Regions from separate parts of the Homo sapiens genome. Here all the other regions are linked to region 3. The links are chromatin loops, found by intact Hi-C in ENCODE. Cell type or tissue: mammary epithelial cell. All regions are shown on one strand.

Evidence for each region. A loop is a pair of places that touch in the nucleus more often than their neighbours do. Peaks named below come from ENCODE experiments on the same cell type or tissue, not always from the same donor. Only the 100,000 strongest peaks of a DNase experiment are listed, where the experiment ranks them.
Region 1: a loop joins it to region 3, with 4 times the contacts of the local background. A loop is called at or near these places in 9 of 110 quality-filtered maps.
Region 2: it touches region 3 in a loop (10-fold over the local background); 101 of 110 quality-filtered maps call a loop at or near these places.
Region 4: it touches region 3 in a loop (9-fold over the local background); 101 of 110 quality-filtered maps call a loop at or near these places.

What each region holds. Positions count from the first base shown.
Region 1 is chr9:112,792,337-112,794,836 of GRCh38, reverse strand. The region is part of intron 1 of SNX30 (sorting nexin family member 30); the gene reads right to left. Among named protein-coding and RNA genes, the nearest start is that of SNX30, 43 kb to the right of the region's middle. In mammary epithelial cell, a CTCF peak has its summit at 1,416 (motif pointing right); no DNase peak of the experiment used is centred here.
Region 2 is chr9:112,085,349-112,087,848 of GRCh38, reverse strand. The region is part of intron 10 of SUSD1 (sushi domain containing 1); the gene reads left to right. Among named protein-coding and RNA genes, the nearest start is that of LINC02977, 46 kb to the right of the region's middle. In mammary epithelial cell, a CTCF peak has its summit at 964 (motif pointing left); no DNase peak of the experiment used is centred here.
Region 3 is chr9:112,360,235-112,362,734 of GRCh38, reverse strand. It overlaps a transcript of PTBP3 not described here and the pseudogene RPL32P22. Among named protein-coding and RNA genes, the nearest start is that of HSDL2, 19 kb to the left of the region's middle. In mammary epithelial cell, a CTCF peak has its summit at 1,015 (motif pointing right); a DNase peak (open chromatin) is centred at 2,204; H3K27ac peaks cover 851 bases.
Region 4 is chr9:112,096,532-112,099,031 of GRCh38, reverse strand. SUSD1 (sushi domain containing 1) reads left to right here. Exons shown (of 17, transcript NM_022486.5): 10 at 370-562. Among named protein-coding and RNA genes, the nearest start is that of LINC02977, 57 kb to the right of the region's middle. RefSeq lists enhancers at 1-379, 380-1,299 and a silencer at 1,021-1,140. In mammary epithelial cell, a CTCF peak has its summit at 1,103 (motif pointing left); a DNase peak (open chromatin) is centred at 1,091.

The DNA.
Region 1 (2,500 bases), 430 kb before region 3:
ACTCCTCTGGTTCAAAGAATTTCAATTTTAAGATACACCATTATGGTCAGCCAGCCACAAGACAGAATATTAAATTAACATAAATCACTGGCAAAATTTTATATTACATTAAACATATGATTTATGAAGAGAGTGGTATAGACTAGGAGCCAATATAGTTTTAATAAAAATAAGTTATGCTAAAACAATCTAATTTCTCTTTTTGATTCTATTGGAGGAATATGGGCAAGTGAATGATCTAGTCTCAGAGGAGCCTGACAAAGCCTCTCAAGGCATCTTTACGTTAAGGGTAAAATGATGGCTCTCTGAATACACAGACTGCATATTACTTTTCTTAATTTACCCCCCTCGTGCCAGGTACACAGCAGATGCTTAAAGAATGTGTTGGCCACGCGCAGTGGCTCACACCTGTAATCCCAGCACTTTGGGAGGTCGAGGCGGGTGGATCACGAGGTCAGGAGTTCAAGACCAACCTGACCAACATGGTAAAACCCCATCTCTACTAAAAATACAAAAATTAGCCAGGGGTGTTGGCACACGTCTGTAATCCCCGCTACTCAGGAGGCTGAGGCAGGAGAACTGCTTGAACTTGGGAGGCGGCGGGTGCAGTGACCTGAGATCACGCCACTGCACTCCAACCTATGCGACAAGAGCAAGACTCCATCTCAAAAAAAAAGAAAAAAAATGAATGAATGTGTTCTATACAAACTGAATATTCTTGATTGTTGATTTTGTTGTAAAACTAAAGCTAAGCCCACTTTGGAGAATAAACTCAAAGGGATAATCTCAAAAATGTTCTGTTCAAAGATGTTCATGATACAAAGAACACAGAGTGAAACCTAGAAAAATCCCAAAGGCTCAATAACCAGGAAGCGGTCATGTTTGTATGTGTAATGTGACACACTTGTTTAAAAAATTAGAAAGCTAGACCTCTAGATAAACTCAGTGAGTTGAACACAAGCCTCTGCGTTCTCCCTTTTTCCACCCTCCAGATACTAATTTAACCTAGAGAATGAAAGAAAAAAAAAAAAACAAAAAACAGTGGAGGTAAAAAGAACAAGAAAAACAGTGACTGGAGTCATATCAATACTGGAAATGAGGAAAGGGTGCCATCCAAATGCCAAAGGTCTCAAAGGCTGTCTACTGGTTCTACCTGGGCCACAACTGAAAAAAGAACCCAGAGGAATCTAACCCATGTCACCGAAGTTACTTCAGGTTATTGAGGTTACTTAATAAGTAGAAAATGTCCTTGAACCCCCTTTACACGCACGCTAATTTGAAAGTGTGATTGTCAGTGGGGAGTAGAGGACATGGAAGGTTTGGCAGTGGGGCAATCCAGGACCACCAAGGAGTTGGCTGCTGTGACTGTGACCAAGGGGATGCCAAGCACAGGCAAATACACCAAGTGTGGGCCACCAGCAGAGGGCACCCCGCCCACATGGCCTTCTCCCCCCGCATGATGGGTAGAGATGGAAGCAGCAGCTCATAGGAACATGAAGGCATCTGGGTTGGCTGCCCTGGGGTGTGTCCAACAAGCCCAAAGCAGGCCAGACTGCAAATGCTGGGGGGACTGAGCTCTACTGAGATGGGGGGAGCAGCTAAAACACAGAGAAAGCCAGGCTTCTTTCCCATCTGACAGATAACTAGTAATCTATGGATCTAAGACAATGCTAACAACATCAAGTAGAAACACAGAGGATCCAATATAATCCACTTGTTCTGATGGGGGCAAATAGCAGGTCTGAATTATTATCTCATCAGAGGCAAGTAAACCATAAAAACAACTCAAAATGGCATTAGCTCATCACTCAGACCTAAGAAAACCAAAACACAAAAAAAGCAAGAGTCCTCAATAACAGATAAACATGCATTTGAAAAAGATGAAGCCCATAAAACAGAACCCTTTAGGCCAGACTTACTCTGTGTTCCCATTAAAAGAAAAAGAAAAAAAAAAGCCTAAAGAAAGTGGAAAGAGAATCTAAAAATGAAAGCATAAATTAAAACAGAAAAGAACAAAAGTTATAAACAAAAGCAAAATTTAATTCTTCTGAAAGATGAATCAGATAAACTAAAACTTAGGAAATCTGAACAATATAGAAAAAGGAAAATGGCCCAGGTGTAGTGGCCTCAAACCTATAATCCCAGCACTTTGGGAGACCGAGGCAGGTGGATTGCTTGAGCCCAGGAGCTCAAGACCAGCCTGAGCAGCATGGGGAAACCCTGTCTCTAGTAAAAATACAAAAAGTTAGCCAGGCGTGGTGGCTCAAGCCTGTAGTCACAGCTACTCAGGAGGCTGAGGCATGAGAATTGCTTGAACCTAGGAGGCAGAGGTTGCAGTGAGCAGAGATCGCACCATTGTACTCCAGGCTGGGCGACGGAGAGAGATGCTGTCTCAATAAAAAATAAAAAAAGAGGAAAATGGAAAAAGGGAACAGGCAATAACTATTTAGAACTTGTGTCTATGTATGATTGTAAATTAAAAGGTTGTGCTGTGAATAAC
Region 2 (2,500 bases), 270 kb after region 3:
GGTCTCTTTATTCTTGTAAAGTTATCTTGAATTGTAGTTTTAAACACTAATTCTGTTTCATGCTTGTTTATCTTCTTCAGATAATTTAATTATACATGTGTTGGATCTTTGCCTATATTCCACTTCATTCACTTTATTTTTGACCCTTTTAACTTCTTTTTGATCTCATTTTTATTATTTTCAGTTGTTTTCCTATATTTCTTCAATGCCTTTTATTCAATCTACCCTTCTTTAGGCACCATGAAATTTAGTCTTTATTATTTCTAATGTGATTTTGTATTTTCATTATTTTTTCCTGAACTTAGTCACCTGTTTCATTTCCTCCCTATTTTTTGTGTCCATTTATGTTTTAAGTTTTAAATTTCCTAGGCCTGGCTCAGTGGCTCATACCTGTAATCCCAGCACTTTGGGAGGCCGAGGTGAGCGGATCACTTGAGGTCAAGAGTTAAGACCAGCCTGGCCAACATGGTGAAACCCCGTCTCTACTAAAGATACAAAAATTAGCCAGGCTTGGTGGTGCACACCTGTAATTCCAGCTACTCAGGAGGCTGAGGCAGAAGAGTCACTTGAACCCAGCAGGGTTCAGTGAGCAGAGGCTGCAGTGAGCAGAGATCGTGCCACTGCACTCCAGCCTGGGCAGCAGAAAGAGACTTCATCTCAAAAAAGAAAAAAAGAAGTTTTAAAATTTCTGACTCAAGGAGTTTTCTTCATATCCCCAAATGCTTGAGGATACTTATTTCAGTTTATTAATGTATAGGACTCCCCCTCCACCCCAGTTTGTGGGTTTAAAAAAATGTAGAGCTTTTTACAAGCTGCATTGTTTTTATTTTATATGTATATTATATATGTATATTTTATATATGTATATATATATAAAATACAAACTGCTTTTGTCTGTTAATTCCCAGGACAGAATTGCTGGTTTAGGATGGTTAACAAGATTTCTAGGTTAAGAGTGCCCTCTTCTGTCACTGAGTGAAATGCAGTTTCTTTAAAGGTTTTTTTTGTTTGTTTGTTTGTTTGTTTTGATAAGACTGGGCATGAATCATGTATTCTTCTCATTTTAGGTTCTCTTTTGCCTTGTAGGATCTTGCATTTCCCTCTCGCTTCTGTTGCCCACCACTGCTTAGTCTCCAAAGGACACCCATTCCTTCCCTTTTATCCTTTTCTTTCCCAGAAGCAATGCCGTTTTCTTACCACTACCTGACAACTCATGGACTTTTAATCCTTTCCTTGTAGTCAGTGCTCTGTCTATACACCAGATCTCTCTCTCTCTCTCTCTCTCTCTTTCTTTCTTTCTTTCTTTCTTTTTTTCTCTCTCTCTCTCTTTCTTTCTTTCTTTTTTTCATAGTTAGAGTGGAGTTTCTCTTGCTGGGAGTGAACCTAGCTTACTCTGGGCCACCTTGCTTCCCTCTTTTCTATTTCACACATCCCTTCTATCACCCCTCACTCTTCACAAGGACTTGTGGGAGATTGAGAGATAATTTTGCTGGAATTTCATATTTATTTTTCTATTTAACAGATTTTTTTTTTTTTTTTTTTGAGGCAAGGTCTCGCTCTGTCACCCAGCCTGGCAGGACACATCTCACTGCAGCTTTGACCTCCTGGGCTCAAGCAATCTTTCCACCTCAGCTTTTCGAGTAGCTGGTACTACAGGCTCCCGCCACCATGCTCAGCTAACTTTTTTATTTTTTGTAGAGATGGTGGTGAGAGGGGCGGGTCTTGCTATGTTGCCAAGGCTGGTCTGAAACTCCTGGGCTCAAGCAATCCTTCCACCTCGGCCTCTCAAAGTATTGGGATTACAGGTGTGAGCTACTGTACCCGGCCTTAACAGTAATTTAAAGTTTGTAATGTTTTCTATTTTCCTTTTATGATGACAGCTTCTGTTTTATGTTGTTTTATTTTATTTTATTTTTGAGACAGGGTCTCACTCTGTCACCCAGGCTGGAATGCAGTGGTGCAATCTCGGCTTACTGCATATGTTGTTTTATTTGATCTTCTTGCTGATCTGAAGAATATTTTGGAGGATGCGTAGTGAGTTATATTTAAGGGGCCACCATTATCTTTGATGATTGGAACTCTGATCGGTAATATATTACGTGCTAACTTTTCCACCTCCGTGTCTTTGTTCATGCCATTTCTTCTACCTGGAGCCCACTCCCTTTTCTTGAGTTCATAGATTTCTTTCTTCCATGATTTCCACTTCCCACCTTTCAAGCTGATAAGTATCTTTCTTTCTGAATTCCCGTAACCTATTTTAACAGGAAGTATAGGTAGTAGTTTGGCACAGTTCCTCTGGAGTCAGATGATCTAAATTCAAATCCCAGATCTGCCACTTACTATCTCTGTAACTTCGGACAAGTTATTTCACCTCTATGTGTCCCAGTTGCCTTAACTGTGAACATGGGAATAACAATATCCATATCGTGGGCTTGTTGTGAAGACCAAATGGATTAAAGCACATGGAGAAACAGCACAATACCTGACACAAGATGAATGT
Region 3 (2,500 bases):
GAGGGGTCTGATGGTGGCCATGATGGTGAGTAAGAGATGGCTCTAAAAATCAACCCCAAATGGATCAAAGACCTTAAATGTAGGAGCTAAAATTATAAAGCTCTTGAAAGAAAACATAAGGGTAAATCTTCATGACCTTGGATTTGACAATGGATTCTTAAATATGACACCAAAAGCACAAGCCACAGAAGGGAAAAAAAAGAAGATACATTGAACTTCATAAGAATTAAAATAATTAATTTGTGCATCCCAGGACACTATCAAGAAAGTGAAAAGACAACCTAGAGAATGAGAAAAAATACTTATAAATCATATACCTGATAAGGCTCCAGTGTCCAATATATACACAGAATTCTTACAACAGCTACAGAAAAATGAACAACCCAACTAAAAAATGGGCAACGATTTGAATAGATATTTTTTCTTTTCCTTTTGCTAGACAGGGTCTTACTTTGTTGCTCAGGTGCAACCATGGCTCACTGCAGCCTCAACCTCTCCCTCTCAGTTATCCTCCCCTCTCAGCCTCCTGAGTAGCTGAGACTACAGACTCATACTTTTTGTAGAGACAGGGTCATGCCATGTTGCTTAGGCTGGTCTCAAACTCCTGAACTCAAGCAATCCTCCTGCCTCAGCCTCCCAAAGTGCTGGGATTACAGGTGTGAGCCACAATGCCTGTCCCCAAATAGATAATTTTCTAAAGAAGATATACTAATGGCAACAAGCACATGAAAAGATGCTCAATAGCATTACTTAGGGAAATGCAAATCAAAACCACAATGAGATTCCACTGTACACCCACTAGGTTGACTATAATAAAAAAAAGGAAAGTAACAAGTGTCGGATGGGATGTGGAGAAATTAGAACCCTCATACGTTACTGGTGGAAGTATAAAATGGTTCAGTAGCTTTGAAAAACAGTTTGGCAGTCTCTCAGGTTAAACACACTTGCTAGTTCCCGAATGTCCACAGTCAAAAGAGCAATTCCACTTTTTGGTATGTATACCGAAGAGAAATAAAAACATGTTTAGAGTCACCACCAGGTGGCACTGTTATTTTAAAATTCAAAATTGTATAATGCCACAAAATGTTAATTTATTAACAATATTGTGATATAATAATTGACTTGGGTTAAGGCAAAAATAACAAAGTTTTCTATAGCTCTCAAAAAAGGAAAATAAGGTAGAAATTTAAATGTCTTAATGAAAATAATGCTTTGAATCATTAAAACAGGATATGATACTCCAATCCATTTTATATTATTAACGTTTTCAAAATTACCATAAAATGGACAAAGTTATCTTCCCTTGTTTTGTGGCTTCTAAAGTCTATGAAGTTTAGGCTGGGTGCCATGGCTTACACCTGTAATCCCAGCACTTTGGGAGGCCGAGATGGGCAGATCACCTGAGGTCAGGAGTTCAAGACCAGCCTGACCAACATGGTGAAACCCCGAATCTACTAAAAATACAAAAAAATTATCCAGGTATGGTGGTGGAGGCCTGTAATCCCAGCTACTTGGGAGGCTGAGGCAAGAGAATCATTTGAACCCAGGAGGCAGAGGTTTCAGTAAGCCAAGATCTCACCACTGCACTCCAGCCTGGGCAACAGAGTGAGACTCTGTCTCAAAAAAACAAAAAATAAATAAATAAATAAAGTCTATGAAGTTTAATTCTCCAATGTTAAAAAGTAATTTTCAAGTATATAGGAGATTGAAAATGCCTGATCAAATTGAAATATTAAAGGATATGACACTGACAACAACTTTAAGCTTAAGTTATCAAATAAGGACTCTCCTAACCCTGAGCTTGCATAATAATCCATTTTTTAAAGTGTGTAATTTAGTAACCTTCCAATTTCTTGACCACAACCCACAAAAGGAAATAAATTATTTATTCAGACCCAGTACAAAGTTTTTATTCTATTTTATTTGAATCTTGTCTGCCTTGTTAAAAAAAAAAAGTTGATTCTAACCTACTAAATAAGTTTGGTGACTCATTAATGGATCGTAACCTACTGTTAGTCGTATTATAACTTGCCATTGAAATTTTTCCATTTGAGTTTTAAGATGTTTTAGGCTTCTCCAGTGAAAAATAATGTTACAAATTGATGGTCAGAGGCCAACAACAATATAATGTGACTCAGAGCAGATGATTTCAATGGCTTTGAGAGAGTCCCACATCTCTTAAAAATTTCCATTTCCTTTACCCACAAGACAGCTCACCCTGTCTCAGAATCACCTGAGAAATCCTTGTGAGCCAGAAACTGTACCTCATGCCTGTAATCGTAACACTTTAGGAAGCCAAGGTGGGAGGATCACTTGAGCCCAGGAGTATGAGACCAGCCTGGGCAACAGTGACACCCTGATTCTACAAAAAAAAATTTAAAAATTAAGCCAGGTGTGGTGGTGCATGCTTGTAGTCCCAGGTCCTTAGAAGGCTGAGGTGGGAGCACTGCTTGAGCCCAGGAGTTTTAGGCTCCAGTGAGCTGTAAGTGCATCACTGCAC
Region 4 (2,500 bases), 260 kb after region 3:
GAGAGAGAGAGAGAGAACGAAGTATTCAGAAGGGAAGGAGGAAAAAAAATAATTTTGCCCATTAGCTCCAATGTAATCTCTTTCACTTGCGTTATAATCAAGGGATTATTTTGGAATAGACTAATATTTTCTTCATCTGAGATGTAGTTATGCATATTAAGCTTGGTCCTATACCTGATTGTGAGGACAGGTAAGGTAGCTTTGTCAAGTCCTTCCTCAGGTTAGCTTGCTATTGTCTTAAAAGTAATTCTAAGTGGGCAAGGATAAATAAAAGGAACTTTCTTGTTTTAACTCCATTTTGCTAATAGTCTAGGCACCTGTTAGTCAATGGAAAATCTAATGTAACACTTTCTTTTAATCTCATGACAGTTTACCGTTCTGGGTCAGAGGTGGTATCTGGCTAACTTTTCTCATGCAACATCGTTTAACTTCACAACGAGGGAACAAGTGCCTGTAGTGTGTTTGGATCTGTACCCTACGACTGATTATACGGTGAATGTGACCCTGCTGAGATCTCCTAAGCGGCACTCAGTGCAAATAACAATAGCAACTCCCCCAGCAGGTGGGTGTAGACGTCTTTCTTTTTTGTGCCTCAGGACAAATTACCTATGTGAATTGAGCAGTGTGGGCGGGCATAAGAGTGCTAGTTTGGGAGTCAAGAGACAGGGGTTCCAGTTCTAACAAACTTTGTTAGCTGCGTCTGGGGTTCAGGATGCCTGAATCTTACCACTTATCCCCTTCCCTGAAGGGTACTGGCTCATAGAGGGCACAGACCAAGGATAGACTGATTTATTCAGAGCTCCCTGGGAGTCCTAAGTTGAGAATTCCATAAAGCATTTTATCTCTCACCCCAAATTTAAGACAACTGAACCCTAAGGGTATTCATTATCGGCAAGTAGAACGAACTTCCAGGAGACCAGAAACGTGGGTCCCACAGTGTCAGGCACTGGCAGGCAATACAGCCTCAGGACTAGGCCACGCATAAGCAAATTAACTTGACATAGAGAACAGAGGCCTGATTAAGGTCAGGCTCCTTAGAAATTCTTCCCTTGCAGTCTTTTGAGGAAGCCACATAGGTGCCAGCTGTATTAACTCCACAGCTCCCCCTAGTGGGATGGCTGTGGTGCAGCCATCACTACTATTTCTTTTGTTCTTTAATCCTGTGGGTTTATCAGACAAATTTACGGGCAACCAGAAGAGGCTACCCCTTTGAAGGAAAGCAGCAGAAGAGGGTAGGTCCTGCTGCTACCTCCCTGAAGCCGCTCTGTGATATTCACCTCTGCTCTTTGTGGGTCAGGGTGGGCAGTTTGGCCTTTGCATTTAGAAGACTCTGGGCCGGGTGCGGTGGCTCACGACTGTAATCCCAGCACTTTGGGAGGCCGAGGCTGGCAGATCACCTGAGGTCAGGAGTTCGAGACTAGCCTGGCTAACATGATGAAACCCTGATTCTACCAAAAATACAAAAAATTAGCTGGGCATGGTGGTGTGTGCCTGTAATCCCAGCTACTCGGGAGGCTGAGGCAAGAGAATCACTGAACCCGGGAGGCAGAGGTTGCAGTGAGCCGAGATTGCGCCATTGCACTCTAGCTTGGGCAACAAGAGCCAAACTCCATCTCAAAAAAAAAAAAAAAAAAAAGACTCTGAAATGTGTTAGACACTCATGAGAGCCACGTAGCACCTGAGGCTGAAAATTAATTTTTTTTTTTTGAGATGGAGTCTCGCTCTGTCACCCAGGCTGGAGGGCCAGGTGCCATCTTGGCTCACTGTAACCTCCACCTCCTGGGCTCAAGTGATCCTCCTGCCTCAGCCTCTTGAGTAGCTGGGACTACAGGCGCATACCACCATGCCCAGCTAATTTTTGTATTTTTAGTAGATACAGGGTTTCACCATGTTGGCCAGGCTGTTCTCGAACTCCTGACCTCAAGTGAGGTCTTCCAATTCAGCCTCCCAAAGTGCTGGGATTACAAGTGTGAGCCACCGTGTCTGGCTTCAGTTTTTATCCTATTTTTTTTATCAGATTGAGCCTGGCACCTTGTCCTGTCTGTATCAGCAGAGTTTGCACAAGGAGCACCTCATGACATCATAAACCTACCCCCCAACACATTTTCAGCTGCATAGTAATGCTCGCAAATTGAATATGAATTCCCTCCAATTATTAAATTCTTAGAGAAATAAAAATCTATAAATAAAATCTAGCTGGGTGCAGTAGCTCACGTCTAATTCCAGCACTATGGGAGGCCAAGGCGGGTGGATTGCTTGAGCTCAGGAGTTTGAGACCAGCCTGGGCAACATAGTGAAACTCTGTCTCTATAAACAATACAAAAATTAGCTGGGTGTGGTGGCATAAGCCTGTGGTCCCAGCTACTTGGGAGGCTGAGGTGGGAGAATCTCTTGAGTCTAGGAGGTTGAGGCTGCAGGGAGCCGAGATTGCGCCACTGCACTTCAGCCTGGGCAATAGAGCAAGATCTCCTCAGATAAAGAAATAAGAATAAATAAATCC